Regions from separate parts of the Homo sapiens genome. Here all the other regions are linked to region 2. A link is a loop called in an ENCODE intact Hi-C map of the cell type or tissue named here. Cell type or tissue: IMR-90. All regions are shown on one strand.

Region 1 (5,000 bases), 52 kb before region 2:
GAAACACAAGATAGGTCTGAAATTCACTATAACAAGTAGAATATGTTAAGGACCATAAGAGAGGTAAAAGGCACCAGGGCTTGGAGAGCTATGACTACCTTGAGCTGTGGTGATCAAGAGAGGCCTTGGCTGGACATGGGATTTGTCCATGAGTGATAGGGGAAAGGGTGAGCCAGGCTTGGGAAGAAAATCATGAAAGGGAAAATTCCAGATACTCATAGGTTAGGCAGTGTTGATGGGGACCACTAGTAATAGTAGCAACAAGAACAATACAACTAATATGCATGTATAACTTTACACTTTACAAAGAACTCCTGTGCACAGAAACACATATAATGTAGTGGTGAAAAGCGCATGGTCTAGAGTCAGAAAACTTTAGTTCTGATTCCTAGCTCTGCTGCTTACTAACCTTATGACCTTGGGCAAGTTATTGAACTTTGCCATTTCTTTTCTTTCATCATCTGAAAAAAAAATTGAGTTAGCAATAATACTGATTTCAGAGTTTCGAGGATCCTGAGCTTATATTGGAAATGGTGCTTGACACTTAGTGCCTTTCAATCATGCTAGCCAAATTATATATCTAGATCTTCACAATAAAATTAGAAGGTAGTAACTATTATTACCCTCATGTGAAGACAAAAACTGCTCAGAGGGGTTAAATTATTTATTCAAGGGTACATAGAAAACTGTAGAGTTGGGACTTAAACTCTATAGCCCATTTTTCACTACATGACACTTTCATTCAAATAACTGAAATTTAAGAACCATATAGGTTAAATTAATTAATTGATGTTATATGCAAGCAAAAGAAAGTTGCCATAGTTCATATTTTTGGAATTTCATTTAGATTTCTTGAGCCCAATAAAGATACAAAGTCCTAAAATGCTTATAGGAATAAATAAAAGTTACAGAATTAGCCAGTATAGTAGCTGAAATGAATGTACGTGAACAATTGCACTCATTTCATATCACAATATAATTTTCTCACTGAAGCAAAAATGAATTTTCCCCTTTGGTGGAGCTTCATCTCTGCCTTACTGTGGAGTATGACATGAATTTTTATATCTTTCAAAGCTATGTTGAAGACAATATATTGAATAATGACATTTTTTGTTGTGAAAAATCTACTCTTTCCTTTTTATTTCTAATGGCCACATTCAGAACATTATTCTTAAACTTACTCTGAATTATTTGTACTCTCTCTAGTCTTCATTTTAGGAGTTAAAAAATGTTAGTGAAACCGTGCACAATAAGGATAAAGGTGACTCCAGCGTGCTTGCACTAGAGTTAGATAGTGCTGGTGAAATATCTCATGCTGTTATTGGCTCATGAAAACTAATAGCCCTGAGAAATTTAATTTAGAAAGCTGCACATTTTGAGTAATATATAGATTACTTGACATGTGGGTTATTATTCAATTGAGAGATTTTATATGAAAATGTCAAATTAAATGCTACTGGCAGTTGCTAAAGATTGTACTTTTTAATTATTCTATTTTTCACCTAATGTCTCTTCTTCTTTTGTCATTGACACTTTAGATTACTGACAGAACATTCCATTAGCTTAAATGTGTATTATCATTCCAAGTGATACAGGCACATAGTAGGCACTCAATAAACACTTGTTATATAAATGACCTCAATTTACCATGCTCACTATGTAGGTTACTACTGAAATTATTTTGGCTTCTACTTCTTTTTCAAGTATTCAAGAGATTTTACTGAGCTACACAGCCTCAATGTGACTAATGAAATTTCTAAGCATGTTAAAATTGGTGCGATTGAGTATCTTGGATCTGAAACGAAGGAGTTGTTGATTGAGTATGCTTATGTCTCCTCTGACTGAGGCCAGATGTAAAAAAATAGACTCTCTTAACATGGTTTAAAGTTTCTCATTGAAGATACTTTGAATTGAACATGCAGGCACATAATAATGTGTTTTATGTACTTAACCAAGTATTTATGTCCGTGTTTTAAGTTTTGAGTCTTCAGTTTTCATAAATAAGTGGATATGTACAACATTCTTCAGGTTTCTACTTTGTTTATATGATGCAGTTCTTTATACATATATAAATATCCCAGTTTGTTTCAGTGGGATTTCTCAAGTATCCATTTTGCTTTTGAAATAATTAGTCACGATCATATTTGAATGCATTTTAGATATTAATAATGTATGCCACGATTTTGAAGATATTGCTGATTAAGTTAGATCTTTTGTTTTTGTATGAAAGATCTCAAAAACTAACTTTTGTGTGTCTTTGATGATGAAGGTGTGAACTGTGACTAGGCAAACCAGTGACGAAGGCTTAGGGAACAGAAACCACATCATACCTCATTAAGTCATTGTTGTCATAGAGACAAAGCTATATTTACCCAGACCTTTTACAGTGTAAGTGGTCAGCAGAAACTGGAGAGATTTGCAGAGACACAGAGGAAAAGCAAAATTATATACTTTTGCCAACCATACTCTGATTACTCAACATATTTTGGGAACTGCTGGTTTTGAAACTTCTTCCAGTCCTTGTGGCTAGAAGTTGGAAGATGGTTACTTATTAAAGGTGAATTTGTTTGGCGACAACAAAATCATTTGGAAGCAAATATATGGAATAAAATAAGTATAATTTTTTTTCCTTTGATTTAAACCTATTTGGGACTAGTAAGTAATTAGTTACTTGTCTGGCTCTGAAGGCAGTTCAAAAGTTCAAAGGCAGTTCCATTGACAGAATTACAGCATTGTTGGAATAAATATTGGTTGAATTTGCTGAATAATCAGGTAACCTCCCTAGGTGACTGTTTTGAGGAACAGTGGTCTTTTGAATATTTAAGACCTGATATGCTTGTTTTAAAAACATGTAGTCCCACCAGGCCTAGCATGCCACCAGCAGGGGGTGCCAAACACAGAACTTCAATAGGTGCTAAAGAGACTGCAGTGGCCCTTGAGATAGCCGTTATGGGCCTAGAAGAAGCAGATATTTTAACAATGGTATTATAATTGCTTGTTGACCTTCCTCAGTTTTTTTAAGGGGGTTAGATTTTGGAAGTTGGAGACCATGGTTTGGAGAGGGTATTCATGGAGGTCACGACTGTCTAAGCCATCTCAACCAGTTGCATCATTGTGGATGTATAACAGACTTGCACTGTTATATTACCAATTTTTCCATTGGTTTCCTCATTTGAAGAGTCTACTTTTCAAACAAAGCTCTGGTTACAACAATCAAAAGCAAGCAAGTTGGTTTAGAAAGTTGGGGTGAGAAGAAAATAGTGCTTATTCTGAAGAAAAAGAAATAAAGCTTTGCCAGGCCTCATTGGGATTGCAGCTAAAGGACTCCACTGAGGTAAATACTTTCCTGGCCTCTTGTCTCTGCCCTTCCCTATATAGCCACATTTTTGTAAAGATGGAGTCTCACTTTGTTGCCCAGGCTGGTCTCAAACTCCTGGCTTCAAATAATCCTCCCACCTGGGTCTCCCAAAGTGCTGAGATTACAGGCGTGAGCCACTGTGCCCAGCTGTTGTTGTTGTTTAAGGTGATGAAAATGTTCTAAAATTGATTGAGGTGATGATTGCACAACTCTACGAATATAACTGAATTGTACACTTCACATGGGTGAATTGTATGTACGTGAATTATATCTTGATAAAGTTATGTGTGTTTTTTTTTAGTCATTGGCTTTAAGTGACGAATGTTAGTGATATGCATGTAGTGCTAGTGATCCCCTACCCAGCCCTGGTGGTCTTTCCACTGGTTGGCACCTCTCCCTGGAACGCTGTGCCTCCCAGTGTTTGCACACAAGTTACTTTCTCACTAAAGTCTAAAATTGCAAACCCACCTCTGGCTGGCACTTCTTAGCCTGCTTTACTTTTCGTTTTCACCATAGTATGTATCACCTCCTAAGATAATATACAGTTTACTTGTTTATTGTGTTTATTGTTTATTTTCACACACACACACGCACACACACACACACACACACCCCAAGGCATAATGTAACCTCCATGAAAACAAGGATGATTGTTTTGCTCACTGATGTATCACAAAGGCTTGGAACAGATGCCTGGCATATAGTAGGTGCCCAATTATATAAAACATCTACTTCTAAAATTAACTTCTATCCAAACCATTTACTCCATACTTACATTGTTGCCTGAAATACTTTAAGGAATAAAATTAAAATCATTACTGATTACCAGATATGAAACCCAGCATTCTTCTCTAGGTCTGAAAAGCTTTATGGTAATAGAAATAAAGTTAAGGAAGGCATTTTTTCATCATTTATCATTTGCTCAGTAAATATTTGTAAAGCATTTGCAGTGCCTCTGCCCTCAGAGGCAGCGTGGACCAGCAGGAAGAGCATTGGTGAGTCCTGAGATCTGGATTCAGACTTCAGTTCAGTCATGAACCGGCTGCATACTTTTGGCAGATACATATTTCGTAAGACCTTGGCTGCCCTATTTATAAAATTAGTGGTTATACTAGCTCTAACATTTTATTATCCTACTACAGGTATTTGTTTACTTCTAACTTTGACGTGTAAAAATTATTTTAAAAGCATGTCGTTCTGTAATTTGATTAGTTTACTATTTGACACTAAAGTTCTTAAGATCTTATTTGCCTCTTCCCACACCAATACACACACACACGCATGCGCACACAGACACACGCACACACATACACATATGCATGCATGGCATTTGCATATTTCAAAGATGCATAGTGCTTAAGAGCAGAGTTTGGCCCTACTCTGTAAATGTGTTCAGAAAACAATATAACACAGATACTGAAGGCAGCTTGTTTTTAACTTGTAGCTAAACATGACATTCAAATGTTAATTGGATGAATAAATCTTGTTCATTTTACAGACATGGAAATGTCAATGGAATAAAACTATTTATCACAAGATAATGGTCTCCTGCCGCTAGATAAATGCCAAGATGAAGATACTTATTGAAAATGTATCAAAATATTCTATTGCTATTTATTGAAAATAAAGGTTGAGGAAAAGT
Region 2 (5,000 bases):
ATTACACAGAAGAATTAATCAATAATAAAAAATTACATAATGAAACAACCTTTATAGTCTTATATAGATGTTACAGGCACATATATATGATAAAGTGCTAGGTCACTGATAGAAATTTTAAGTAGAGAGTTTGTTTATTATGAACTGAAATGATTCTAGAAAGATTTGAGAATGAGAGAGAGAGGCTTGATACTATCTTAGAATATTTGGTAGATGAGGAAGGAAATGAGGGAGTATTCGAGATAGGGGGATGAACCCAGAGGTGAGGAAACACTAGTCATCCTGTGACTAGAGAGCAAACCAGAACAAGAATATAAAATGCATGTGAAGCCAGCCTTCTAAAAGTAAGGATTGCATACCTTTGGAAATAACCAGCAGTCGGCCAGGGTGTGACAAGGCAAAGGATGACCATGGGTCGACAGAATATGAGAATAGTAGAACCTTTGTTGTTGTGTTTGCTGCTATGTATTTAGGGCTTAGAATAGTCCGGGGCATGGTAGGTGCTTAATGAAGCCCCCACTCTTTTCTGTGATTAGGGGCAGTCTGATAGATGATAATGCTGGAAAAGTAGTTTGTGCCAGCCTGCAGGGAAAACAAGTAGAGGGCCATGCAATTGAAACTTTATTATATAGGTTTAGGATTTTTACCTAGAGGTCACAAATACCCAGGCTTCAGGGTTTATTTAAACCACATGCAACATGGGCAAAAGCCTGTATACATTATGCATTATTCTGAGGTCCATAGCTCTCATTGCATATTGAAAGGGATCCAGGCCCCCAAAAGGTTCAGCTTTACCTAAGAAGCAAGGGAGTAGTTAGAAATAATTTTGAGCAAGGGAGTGGCATAAAATTAGTAGTTGGGACTATGAATCGGGTATTTGCATGCAGGGGGAAGGAGAGAATAGAGGCTCTAAAACAAAGGAAAGCAGGTGGGAGGTTCTGGCAGGCTGGAGGGAAAGAGATGCTTGTGAAAGCCCACTGTGGAAGTGATTGTCTTCAAGGAGATAGAGTGAAAGGAGGGTGTTTAAAGGAAAGCTGTGCTGGAGGAATACTGACAAAATGCTTATGGAGAAGGTGGGGGAATGGAGGCCAGTGAAAGTAGATTCAGTTTCTAAAGAAATCCATCAGTCAACATTTATTCAAGCCTCTTAAATCTTCACCACTTTGGTGTAAGACTTTGAAGTAAGGATGATATTCCTGTCACAAGGGGAAGTTAGACCTTCCTTGAAATGCCTGATTTAAAAGATTGGGGTGTCTGCCTCCCATGTATTAAAAATAAGGACATCTATGTATTATAAACTACAAACTTACATGAATGCTGAAATTAAATTAGTTTCTTTCAAAATTGTCTGATTTCAAATTTCCAATTAAATTCATGGAAGCTGACATTTCTTCAATATTTTTGGTGCTCCTGTTCTGCAGGTATTTAGTTGACCAATAGGATAATTGAGTCCTTGCACCCTTTTAATGTCACACACTCCCAAGTGAAGAAATTTCAAATTTTATGGGTATTTCAGAAATAAGAGTCTCTCACTGTGTCAGTGCAAAGTAGTTTGGGTTGATCATATTTAATGAAAGAATATTAGACTCCTGAAAAATAACTTATGCCAGCACTGACTGTGTGGTCAAAAAATCTTATACCTATCCCTCAGGTAATACAAATATTTGGGGACCATAACATTAGGGGAATGCACATATTTGCTTTCGATCATTTAAGTCAGTAGAGAAAATGAACCTCCTGGGTTCTAAATTAACCCCACCCAGCTGTTTGCAGATCATCACATCTGGAAAGCAGGTCAAGAGGAAAGGAGATGCTCTCTGGAAAGGTAAAAGCATTTTGCTTTCCAAGCAGATTCCAAGTCCATCTAGCTGCTGCTTTGTAGGCAAGCCACGAATGGTCTCAAAATCAAAATGGCCTTGACCTCATTATGTGACAGAGAATGTGGTTGTAACAGGGCTACTGGCTATGGCCTCTGCTGCCTTAACCGATGCCAAAGCCCTTTACAGACAGCCTGGTGCCTTCCTTGCCGATTTCCACAATGGCAGGTACATTAAGGAGTGTCTCTGTGCCTACCGGGTGATGGATGGCTCTCTGGCGGTCTCTGGTGGTCAACATTATAAATGCTTCTAGAGGGAACGGGAATACTTGACTCCATTAGAGCAAATGCAAAAACAAACATTTGGAGAATTATGCTAACATTCTCTAGTGTGAACCTAAGTCTGATACTAACTTCTAGCTATGACTCAGATGGATCACTATGGTATATTGTTTATATGTAATATAGAGTAGCATCTTAGAGTGAGTTATACGTATTTAACTTCTTTAGTGGAAGAAGGTGAAGAATTCATCCCTTTAAAGTCAATTCATATTTATTCTTACTTTCTCTCTCTCTCTGTCTGTCTCTCCCCCAAATTCACATTTCTTTACTGGTTTTTATAACAGGCAGTTTCCAAGATGTGACTGTGTGTGTATTTGTGGGCATATTTAAGTAAGTGTGTTAACTTTTTGATTGCCAGCTCTCTGTAGATCTGAACATCAAACCTTTTAATTACCACAGTTATAAATGCCCATATTAGCAGCTTGCTTTCTTGTACCAATGAGTGAATTGGAGATAGGTAGTTGTTACGTTAAAGAGAGCTGGTGAATATGCTTCAACACATACATTTCCACACTGCATCTTACTAGGTACATGAGGGTTCTTTTTACTTCTTTTTTTTTTCTTTCTAATTCTTGGTAGACTATGTATAGTCAGTGAAATAAACATCACCCATTACTCAGTTCAGTCTTCCCTGAAGTATTAGTATTTCAAACAATCCTATTACCAAAAGATTATTTTGATACTTTATTAAAAGTCCTACAGCTCTAGCATTGCTATACTCAAACACAGATTTATGCAATTAGGATTATAATGGAAGCTTTATTACAATGATATATAACTTGTATCATCCTAATAAAAGTTTCTGTACATAGCAATACTTTAATAACATTGTTTCTGTAACAGTGATTCCTTAGTAATGGAGCTTCTCTTATAGCAACTTCATTATTAGGAAATGATTTCAGTAATAGAAATGCAAATAAAGATTTTGAAGGGAGCATTTTATGCATAGCACTATTACAGGCCTGCTATCTTTTCATGCATTACATCTAATCATTATAAACTTATGACGCAGATTATAATTATGCTTATTACTATCCTATTACACTTTAGAATTTGTATCCTTTCAAATTATTGAAATTAACTGCCATTTTAAAATTCAAGGGTTAAAATAATTTAAATTTTAATTAAATTTTGTTTCTAAAGCATTAAAAATGTTTCACAAAATCTTCTCTAATTTGTATTGTATTAGAGATTATGTGAACCAATGGCATTCAACCTGGAGTATGTGTACCCTTGGCGGTTGATGAAGACTTCCCAAAGATACATGGGCATGAGAGTTTTAAAGGAATTAATTTTCAGATCTTCTATTCCTATATGCCCCCTCTTGTAAAATCCATCTGCTTGAGAAGGCACCTGTGGTTGAGATTTTCCTTGTTCCCCTCCCCTTTTTTACTTTCTTCCAGTGTACAAAAGAAAGACATCTGACATCCGACATCCATCCCTTACCATGACATATTGCTTAGCCAGGGCACTGAAAAAGGAGAAATTTGACAACCCCTTTATTTAAGGTATCCCCAGGTCCCAATTCACACACATATATATATATTTTAAAATTTTATTTTATTATTATTTTTTTGAGATAGGATCTATCTGTCATCCAGGCTGGAGTGCAGTGGTGCGATCTTGGCTTACTGCAACCTCCACCTCCCAGATTCAAGCGATTCTCCTGCCTCAGCCTCCCATGTAACTGGGACTACAGGCGCCTGCCACCATAACTAGCTAATTTTTGTATTTTTAGTAGAGACGGGGTTTCACCAAGGTTGGCAAGGATGGTCTCGAACTCCCAACCTCAGGTGATCCGCCTGCCTCGGCCTCCCAAAGTGCTGAGATTACAGACATGAGCCACCACTCCTGGCCCCAATTCATGTTTTTAAGTCAGGATATATAGGGTAGTGGTTAAGTACTTGGGCTGTTGTGTCAGAGGTCTGTGCATAGATCCAGGTTCTTCAGTTTGCTAGCTCTGTGACCTGGATTAGTCATTTATGCTTACTCTATCTTAGTTTCTACATCTATAAAATGGGGATTATAATAATAGGTTATTGTGGGGATTAAATTGATTCATACACATATGAATAAAAGCATGTACTATATAAAAAGTATGTATGGGCTGGGTGCAGTGGCTTATGCCTGTAATCCCAGCACTTTGAGATACCAAGGTAGGTGGATTGCTTGAGTCCAGGAGTTCAAGACCAGCCTGGGCAATATAGAGAAACCCCACCTCTGCAAAAAATACAAAAATTAGCTGGGCATGGATGGCATGAACCTGTAGTCCCAGCTACTCGGGAAGCTGAGGTGGGAGGATCGCTTGAGCCTGAGAGGTCAGGGCTGCAGTAAGGAGCCATGACTGTACCACTGCACTGCAGCCTGGGCAACAGAGTGGGACCATCTCAAAAAAAAAAAAAAGTATGTATGTACTATTAAAAGTATGTATCAATACTATATAATGCCATTAACTCATGATTTCCAAAAATATTTTACTTTATATATTTGCTTATCAAATTTTATAATATATTTATGTTGTTTTGATCAATTGAATACTAGCAATGATTATGACAACTCAATCAGACATCTAAGTTAACATAGAACAAAATGGCCACAGGAAATTTTAAAACATAAACTCCTTTGTCTCTCTATTTTTTTGGTTATGAGAAGATGATCAATAAAAAGCTTTTAAGCATAAAATATACATTAGGATGAAGTTCTTTGAGAGGAGCACAATAGAGATATGAATTCAAGGAGAAATATATAAAATGTCCAATTGTATTGCATATATTTTTTAAGTGAATGATGATGGATGTTTATTTTCAATTGAATGCATTTAAGATAATGATGTAATATTAAT
Region 3 (5,000 bases), 120 kb before region 2:
GTGGCGAACACCTAACAATGTCAGTGTTTGATGTTACCACACACTTGCACATAATGACGTCAACAAAGCGGGAGCCTGGTTAATGGCTTTCTTCTCTACAGAACTTGTTCAGTAATTTGCTGTACTGGTATTGGTTAATAGGGTAAATTGATTACTGTAAGGAATGCAAAAAGCATAGATTTTATTGGATACTACTGTTTCCTTTTTGCAATAAACCACATCGTAAATTTCCTGTGTTCATTCATCATTGGGTTTATATTATGTTAAATGAAAATGAATCACATTTTCTGAATATTTTTTTCCACACTTCAAAATGTCTTTTTAGATATTGTCTGCCAGCTAATTTACAGCTCTGAAACCTTGTTGTATCATTTGGAATAGAGCATTTGATAATTTAAAGTGGAATGAATCATTGTTTGATGAAGAATTGCTGTTAAATCTTTTGGGATGTAAGAATTTCTTTGCTGCAGTCATATATGTAACTGTATATTTCAGTGAGAATGCCCTCTGAACATTAGAGGACATATTCATGAATTGAAATTCCAAAAACAAATCTAATGATTTGACAGCTCTGCTCAAAAACAGAAGCTCAGCATTTTAGAGGTTGCCATTTACTGAATGAGTCAGAGGGAGTCTGGGAATACCCTTCTGTACTCTGACTCTTTTCTCCCCACTCCTTTGTGCCTGGCTGCCATTGTCCTATGGCACCCACCTAACAGAGTGGCACCCAGTCACCAGCCAGGCTTTGATTTTGTCAGTTGCAGAGGCTAACAGTCAAGAATCTCGGCACAAGAATGCCAATAGTAGCTTACTGCAGTGGCTAAACCCTTGTTCTTGTTCACATGGAGATTTCTTAAGGAAAAAATGATTTCCAAGCTATGCAGAATGGACTAAAAATACAATTTTGACTTTCAAATACCTGATTTCAATAACAATTTTTAGTGTCTAAAAATTAAGAATAGAATTAATTTTGTTATACATTGTTTGAAAGTAACTATAATCAAATCAAATATATTGACTATTTTTCCTATTTGGCTTCTTCTGACTAAACTGTTGCATTTAATATTACAAGACTTCATTTTTATGGATAATCAAGAATGTGCATGAAACCTTAATTTCCAGCATAGAGGGTAATTGCTCAGTAATCATTTACTTTCTTTAAAACATAACTGCATTTAACTAAGAAAGTAAGAAAAAGAGCTATTTTTAAAAATGGCATTGAAATGGTGTATAAGATCAAACAGCGTATGAAAAATATACCCACCTTGGTGTTATTTTACCATCTTTTACCTCAGTAACTTAAAGTGGACCTTTCTAGTTCACTTGTTTAGTCACGGGATCATAGCAGCTTGCTCATCTCTAGTGGTATGAAGCCGTATTTGAGAGGTTGGGCAATAGAGCCCTACAGTGTTATGTGATTTGCTCAGTAACAGAGGTAGCTCCAGCATGCACACCTCTGAACTGCATGAATCCACTGCCTTTTCCACTTGCCTGTGGTTTACCATTGTTCTTTGTTTCATTTACCAGGGTGAGATCTCATTTAACATGTTTTAGATTACAGAGGTTTTATAGTAGAGCTAAAAGCATATAAAACAAGAATTTATTAGAAAGGACACCAATCTTTAACAGCCTCTGCTGGTCTCAGGTTAATCTTACTATGGTATCATTTTCTTAACAATGGACTATCATAAGCTATATCATAGCTCTTATACACATTTATGCAAAACAATTAAACTATAGTGTATGAATAAACATTCCCTGACCCCCACCTGATTTTCCTACCCCCTTCTATGAGCAAGCAGATGGCCATTTTAAAGTAAGATAAGTGGAGAAAAATAGAGAAGTAATAAGGGGCAATTTGAGCAGTCAGTGTACTGTGGTATCCGTGGGACCCTTCTCCAACTTCATGTGATAGCATGCAGTATAGAAAAGGTTCTTTCAGCAAGTGTTTAGGAAAATATGTTCCAAAAGATCTGCATAACATTAGTGTAACCAAGTGTTCCTCTCTCTGGCTTCCTGTTTTGGAATTAAATGCCTTCAGGGTACTCAGAATAACTCTGTTTAGGAACACAAGAAGAATTTAACCTCTTATGTTCCTAATCAATTTTAAAAATATATATATAGATTAAATAGAAAGCAAAAAGATCTTATTCTACTTTGCTTCTCAACAGTTTCAGCTAAAAATTAAAACTGTTTATACATAAAGTCGGTGGTTTAGTTAGAAAACAAAGGTATAAACAAGAATTCTGACAGGATTATTATCAGCAAAATTTTAAGATCAGTTTTGTCCCTGTAAACAAATTTCATAGACAAACCTTTTTACATGTAGGATTATTTCCAAAAGAACTCAGTGGAAAGTTTCTACTCTGGGTGTTTGCAGGAGATAAAGGGAGCAGCTAAGCTGAATTGATGTTTACTTCTTTGTGGTGTTATTGTTCAACATTCTTAAGTTGCTTCTGCAAAGCCAGCAGAGGGAGCACCAAACAATATTTTTGTTTACCTTAAAGCTTACAATGTATTTTAAAAATATTTTCTTTCACTTGCATTAAAAAATGTCTACAATGAATAATTTGTTGATTTTACATTTTTACTGTATAGTTTTAACTTCTCTGAAATTAAAAGACTTGAGGGGCTTTATTATGCAATTTAATTCTATAAACATTCAGTAAATGCTTACTGTTTATAAGACTTGATGCGTGATGGAGAGTCAAAGGTGAATACTCCACAGTCTCTATTCTTCAATAATTTATAATTTAGTTGGAGAGAAAGAAATGTAAATATCCTCTGTTTACAATGCAGAAGGATAATAAAGGTAGAATATGGGCTAATTCTTAATAAAAAACAAATAGGGATATTATGGAGAAGGTGACATTTGAATTGGACTTTGAATAAGAGGTTTCCAAAAATGGAAATTCTAGACTGAATGGAGCAGCATGAATGCAGGGTATACTTAGAGCAAGACAATTCTAGGCCTGAGGCTAGATAGAACCTGGTTGATAGAGGGGTTATGTACTGGGAGGTGAGGTCAGAATGCTAAGGTAGAGTTAGATAATGGAGCACCTTGAAATCCGTGCTAAGTGCTTTTGAGTTTATTCTGTTGTCAGAGGAGAGCAAACTGCACACCATTTCGAGGAAACAAATAATGTTTTGATTAAATAATACTTGTTTCAGTGTGAAAGCTTGCCTGGAGAACTGAGAGATTAAAGATTAGACATTTTTATACTAGGTAAGGTCAGACATTATATCATCGTGGATAATAATAAGAGTAATGGTTGTAGTAATACCTTTCATTTGTATTTGCGAGTATACATATATATACACATGCATACATATTTGTGTATCTACAGAGAACCCTAGACACCTATATATATGTGCATATATATACACACAGTATATGCAATAATACTGCTCTTATATAATATTTATGTACATATCATATATGTATATATGTGTATATATGTATGTATAACATGTGTATATATCTCATGTATATGTGTGTGTATATATCCCTCAAGATAATCCTATGATTTGAAGATATATATTGAAAATGTCAAGTAATATGTATATGAGGTCTCATAGCATAGTCAGAGCTGAGGTGGTACTCAAATTCTAGGTTGTTTGAGTCTAAGCCTGATATTCTTTTTATCATGTTATGCTGTTTTTGCATTATATGATGTCAGTGTTGATAGGAAGGATGGAATGTGCATCAGAGACATTACAAAGGTATAAAATATTTAAACACAAGGCAGAAAAAGGAGTTGAAGATAGCTCTCAAATTTTCAGTCTATGTGACTATGTGACCAGGAAGCAGGAATGGTGTTGCCATTGCCTCCATAGATGTAAGGGAAGGAACAGCTAGGGGAGTGGGATGGGAAACAGGCATAGGGGGGAAGATAATTCCATTTTGGCATGTCAGATTTGAGATCCTGAAGGCAATCTTATAGAAATATGTAGCACATACTTTAAATTTTGGATTTGGAGCCGAAGAAAAGTCAGAGCTACAACTTGAGAATCGATGATATATTTCAGAGAAAGTGTATAGACTAAGAAGAGAAATGAAATGAGAGCCTAACCTTGGTGGAAGACTACATATAGGAGGCTAAGGTAAGAAATAAGAGACAGAAGGAGCCTGCACAAACTCTGACAGAGATGAGAGTGGTCAGGGGAATGCCTTGTTCCTCAATCAGCAAATATTTGCATTCTTGCTGTGTGCAAGGCCTTTGCCCAGAGTATAAAAGAGGGTGCCATCGCAGAATCAACTGTTGTAGGGGACAGTATGGGAACTGAGGAGAGGTCATTAGATTTGTTCACTCAGGAGACCAGACTTCCTAAATATGCACAGAGCTTTAGTTGGGCACTAAAATACAAAGTAGACTTCCGCCTCATGACTCAGTTTATGAGAAGTTAAAAGATCCCAGAGAACTCACACCTTGGGCTGAAATCTGTGAACTCTTAACTTTGATATCCAAGAGAGTTGTTTGTGGATCAAACTTATTTTTTAGTTTCCAAAAGCTGTATAATGCTCTTGTAAGCCTGATTTCTTGTCTTTATTACTTTTTATTTGATTTTTTATGAGAGAAAAAAATCACTATTTTTTATAATGATATATGTTCACTATAAAAAATTCAAATGCAAAAGAGGGATTAAAAAGTTACCCCTCAAATAACCACAATACATTAGATAACCAGAAATAGAATTTTCTTCCCTTTCTAATTCTTCGCTCCTTCCCTTCCTTCTTTCCCCCCATTGATCTGCTGATCATACTATGCCTGTTATTTTATTTTTTAATATATATATATATTTTTATTATACTTTTAAGTTCTAGGGTACATGTGCACAATGTGCAGGTTTGTTACATATGTATACATGTGCCATGTTGGTGTGCTGCACCCATTAACTCGTCATTTACATTAGGTATATCTCCTAATGCTATCCCCCATCCCCCCACCCCACAATGGGCCCTGGTGTGTGATGTTCCCCTTCCTGTGTCCAAATGTTCT
Region 4 (5,000 bases), 60 kb before region 2:
ACACACAAAAATCAACCAGTAAAAAATGATCAGGTGAGAAGTGAGATGACTATCATCATCTCTGCTTACAAAACTCTGTTCAAGTTGACATTAATATTTGCCATCTACTCTATTATAAATCAAGATTTATTGTAGAAATATACCAAAGATAGCACAATAATGAAGAAAACAGAATCATCTCAGGTTTTGAAATATACCTAACAAATTCAACCTCTTGCAAAATAACTTTCTTATTCAAAATGGAACTGGGAATTGTTCAGCACACAATGAATCATCTTTTGGCAAGTACAATAGAATCTTTAGGGACATTTCACAGCCTCTTGTTCAATTGTTAGGATGTTTTTAGCTTTCACAGGTAGGGAAGAAGGTAGCTTATATAGCCATCATCTTGTTGCTAAAATTGTACAGTAAAGATTTTTCAGGCAATAGATCTTTTCAGATTTTTTTTTCCTTTTTCTTTATCCAGAGCCTCTTTGTGTCTCAAAAACAATCTGGAATTACTTAATGCTAATGTTTTCTGGTTTTACTATTTACCCAGGACTCAAATGTTAAACATTAATATGGGAAACTCCCTTTTCCTTGCCTCATAGCCTTATATTTATTTAACTGTTATTTTGTGAGAAGAAAATCTCCTCTTTTCCTCTCCATGTTAGTACTTTTCTTATTAAGAAACCCGTTTTCGTTTTGTTTTTGCTTTTTTTTAGGAGGCTTTCGAGCTACCCTTGGATGATTGTGAAGTGATTGAAACTGCAGCAGCGTCCGAAGTGATTAAATATGAGTATCATGTCTTATATTCCTGTAGCTACCAAGTGCCTGTACTTTACTTTAGGGCAAGCTTTTTAGGTAAGAACATGTCTGAAGCTAAAAGTAAATTTATAACATTTACATATAAAGCAAAAAGCATATTTGGAAAATTATTCTCCAGAGGAAAAAAAATAGAGTTAAAAATGAGAAAACTGTGGGTGAGGTAAGGTTTTACCACTAAATTTTCTCATGCTTCAGAAAGGGTATCAAGACTTCAGCGTGAATGATATCATCTCAGCCTTAAGTCTGATCTTCAGATTCTTGGCCTTTTGCCTGAAGTTGACTAAGCCCCCTGGCCCTTTTTCTTTTCTTTACTTTAAACAAGTAGGAACAACTTAAAGCTACAATGTTTATTTACTTCTAACTTTACAGTAAAAATTTATTTTAATCTCAGATGATCCAATTAACTCAGAAGCTCCTGTGCCTCCTTCCCCAAAAGCTAATAATTATTTTAAGAAATGTTTATCAATTAGCTTAAGCTGTATTTAAAAATAGCACTAACATTTCCTTCAGCCATCTATACATCTCCAATGCCTTAGCTTCCTGTGATGCTGTTACTCAACTCATTCCCCTGCCAAGAAGGTGGAATACCCTGTCTCCTTGGAGGCCTTAGCTAATAAAGCTTATTTAATCAGCAGCCACATGGCGTCCTCACTCTGCAGCACAGCCATGGCTTCCCGCTTAGAGTCCACTGCCTAAACCGGGTCAGCATTGGGATGTGCTGCCACCCAGGCCCAGGGACCAAGATGAGCCTCCTGTTCAGCCAACCCCTTGCCCTATTTCTCCTTTTGTATCTGGCCTTATCAGCAGCATTGTGCATTTTGAACAGCCTTCTGACTTTTTTCTGGATAGCTAAGACATCTGAATTTAGCCAATGATATTTTATTTTTAATTCAAAAGTAGCTTAAGCTGCTTGAATGTATGTTTGGTAGATTTAATCACTTGCTGTTATATTGTTTAATGGTCTCTAATTTTGCAGTGTTGGCAGTTTAACAAGCACTTAGGATTTAAAACACAAGAAGAAATTCTCATAGACTCCCTGGTGAGAAGATTTTAATCTGAGGTGCAGTTCCTAAGAACTGACAATTTGGGGTAAATTTTCAACATGGGACATGGGGAATGGAGGACACTGATAGTTCACTAATTCACAAACTCTTGCTGTGGATTTATCCATATAATTATTACAAGCCTTTAAAACACTCATTTTATGGTAATTATATTTGGTTTGGAGCCCAGAGGTTAAAGGAAGTTTCTTGTCAGTGAGCTGTGCTATACTAAAAAGTAGGAGATATATTTGTTTATTCAGGGGGAGGAAAATGTCTTTCTTGGTTCTGGTTTGCAATGGCTCTGCCTTCTAGATTCAGAGACAAGTCGAGGCTGCAGGTAGAGGAAATAAGACATTACTTCTTCAATACTGTACTTTCATATAATTAGTATTCACCATAAGCAGTTAATCACCAGAGAAGAGCTCCCAGAGACAAAACAAGTTGTTTAGCTTGTCAGCATTAGGGAATCAGAGGTGTTGAAACATGACTGCTTCTAGCTGGAAGTGGGTCTTGCCAAGGCCTGCTGATGAGCTCATATGTGTGCTTTGCTCTTATGTGCCAACAGCTCCCCTTACAGTACAGCACAGTAATTGTTCCTGCAAGTCCAATTATATTTTAATGACATTGGTGTAGTTTCTGTGATCCTTTCTTCACGATTTTCTATTCTTTTAAAAAAACACAATTAACATTCTTGGCTTCTATTTGTATACTTTTACAATGCCCTCCATTTATGCCTTATAAAGGTAAACCAAAACAAGTCATTTGTTTTTATGTAGAAGCATTCGCCCCCCACCACCACTGCTTTGTGTTGTGTAGAGTGGGTATTAGGAATTTAAAATTTTATTTTGGCCCAGAATTCATTTAGTGCTTGTTCAGGTACATTAAAATATCAAATTTAATTTTTGTGCAGCATACTGAATGTTTTCTGGTGGAGAAACATGAAGAATGGTTCTTTCTTTCCTTTATCATATTCTAATAATTTATTTTTTCTTTCCACCTAACTTAACCTCATGGATATTTTTAAAATGTATCAACCTTTACTCTGGAGTCACAATTTTTCATTTATTCCCCCCCCAGTCTTTTTTATTCTCCTTACTTTTTCCTGTGATATCTGATTACTCTGGCCCTTCATCTGTTTGTTAAACAAATCTCTGTCAGTGTGGTGAAAGGATTCCTAATGTCTTCCTCTTATTCCAGGCCCGGATTTTTCTTTGTCTCATTCTAAGAGAGTTCCGACCTAGAAAGAGGATGACTGTAAAATTTCTTGCCCAGGGGTCTTTTTTTGTTGTTGTTGCTTCAAAAATAGTTCACTTAGCCTTGTTTTTGACAGATATTTATAATTTCTTTTGCATTTGATTGTTAGTACAAATTAATTTCTCTGCTTTGCTCTAAATTTTCTCCCTGTACCTATTTTTTTAAGGAAAAGCAAAACAAGTAATAAATAGTTTCCATTTAAATTTACATTACCCTTTCTTGTATCAACTTGTTTAGATTTCAGAAGAAATCTTTACTCTGGTTCTCGAAATGCAAATCCCTTAGACTTTGAATTCCTTTTCTTTATATGGTCCAGTTTCCACCAGGCCAATTACTAGTAGCCCAAGACTCAGTTAACATGCCATCTATTCTTGTCGCTCCCATGTCATGTCATGTCATATCATATCATATATTCTATTATATCACAATTTGTACTATAGCAGAAATATTTGTTTATATCTATAAAATGATATGCTGGAACATAGAGCTTCAAGATAAAAACAAGAGTGAAGGAAATTGATACTGAGTGCCTACAAAGTGAGAAGCTTTATTTATGGCTTTGTGTGTATACATGTATAAGATATATGTATGTATATATATGGCTTATTCAGCTGTGGCACAGCATCAAGTATTTGTTAAGTGAAACGATAAAGAAGAATTTCTAGTCATTTAAAAAATACAGCCCAAGAATGGAAACATTGTGATGGTGCCTACTTCAACTGCTATGCCAGGTTTTGAAAGAGGAAGTAATTCTGTTGTCTCCAGGAGACCTAAGACCCAAACCATCTATGTATCTTTACTCTTTAGTCTGATACTTTTCAGAGACTATAGGAGTAGTGGACTTAGAAAAATAGAACATCCTGAGGACTCAAAAGTGGGTATCCAAACTAGCTGAAGCAGCTGTTCCACTTCTATAAACACGTATTTTTATTTAATTCTTGAAGGCAGACAGCCAAGTTGAGACAGCATTCTGCTTCTGCCTCTCATTTCTACTACTTTGGTGTACAGGAGCTCAGTTACCAAGTGGGCAACGTGGATTTAAGAGAAGAAATAAGCCCTTCCATCCCAATGTTCTGTTTTTCTCTAACTACTTTTGTCATTGTAGGTTTGGGAGAGGTGGTGGGACACAGTTAATACCCTTTGTCACTCAGGAGAGGGTGAGACATAATTGCACGTCTGTTGAGTAATAATAAATAGCCTACATTGGAATAGTGCCTTATAGTTTAGTAAATCCACTCCCACAAAGCATTGACATCTTCAAGTGCATGCTGTTTTTTTTTTCTTTTTTTCCCACTGTTTTTGAAGCATACCATATTAAAGAATTTTTTGTATCATGCCAAAGCCTTCTATCCATTCCCTACCATTCTTATTCCCTGACCTTTTTATGTCTCATTTTCCCTTTTGAGGGCTCAGCTTTGATCAAAAGCTAGTGGCAAATGTTACAAAGGTGGTAAAACCCTTAGGCACATACATAATGGCCTTTTGCCTTACCAGAGGCCTAGGCTTAAATATTTTCTCCTTACATTTAGCTAGAGATTTCTATATTTATTTCATCTTGAATTCTGATTCATCTCTTTCTTTTCATTTGTTCTCAGTCTCTATTGAAAAATGGACCAAGTGGTTCTTCTTATTTTCAAAACATTTAATTCTTTGGATGACATATGGGTTCTTCTTGGGAGCTGTTTTGACATATTTCTTTAATTAGTCAGCAGGGCTGCATTTGAATAGAGGAGGAATCTTTTCCTCCATTCAGCAAAGGAATGGCTGTCCTTTATGGAGACCATTCTATTATTGGCCCAGGAAAAAAGGGTATAGAATTAAAAATGTAGCCTAAATATTTCATGTGAAAGATTTGTCCACTTGTTGTAGGCCTGAAGGATGCTCATGGAGAAACAG

What was found. Hi-C counts contacts between places; a loop is a spot of excess contacts. Peaks named below come from ENCODE experiments on the same cell type or tissue, not always from the same donor. Only the 100,000 strongest peaks of a DNase experiment are listed, where the experiment ranks them.
Region 1: it touches region 2 in a loop (7-fold over the local background); 29 of 110 quality-filtered maps call a loop at or near these places.
Region 3: a loop joins it to region 2, with 12 times the contacts of the local background. A loop is called at or near these places in 18 of 110 quality-filtered maps.
Region 4: a loop joins it to region 2, with 3 times the contacts of the local background. A loop is called at or near these places in 29 of 110 quality-filtered maps.

What each region holds. Positions count from the first base shown.
Region 1 is chr5:82,171,939-82,176,938 of GRCh38, forward strand. All of the region lies in intron 4 of ATG10 (autophagy related 10), which reads left to right. Among named protein-coding and RNA genes, the nearest start is that of RPS23, 100 kb to the right of the region's middle. In IMR-90, a CTCF peak has its summit at 2,881 (motif pointing right); a DNase peak (open chromatin) is centred at 2,353.
Region 2 is chr5:82,223,661-82,228,660 of GRCh38, forward strand. The region is part of intron 5 of ATG10 (autophagy related 10); the gene reads left to right. Among named protein-coding and RNA genes, the nearest start is that of RPS23, 52 kb to the right of the region's middle. In IMR-90, a CTCF peak has its summit at 2,107; a DNase peak (open chromatin) is centred at 2,181; H3K27ac peaks cover 152 bases.
Region 3 is chr5:82,105,011-82,110,010 of GRCh38, forward strand. The region is part of intron 3 of ATG10 (autophagy related 10); the gene reads left to right. Among named protein-coding and RNA genes, the nearest start is that of ATG10, 140 kb to the left of the region's middle. In IMR-90, a CTCF peak has its summit at 2,460 (motif pointing right); no DNase peak of the experiment used is centred here.
Region 4 is chr5:82,163,695-82,168,694 of GRCh38, forward strand. It overlaps ATG10 (autophagy related 10), which reads left to right. Exons shown (of 8, transcript NM_031482.5): 4 at 705-843. Among named protein-coding and RNA genes, the nearest start is that of RPS23, 110 kb to the right of the region's middle. In IMR-90, a CTCF peak has its summit at 2,413; DNase peaks (open chromatin) are centred at 1,057, 1,377 and 2,387; H3K27ac peaks cover 340 bases.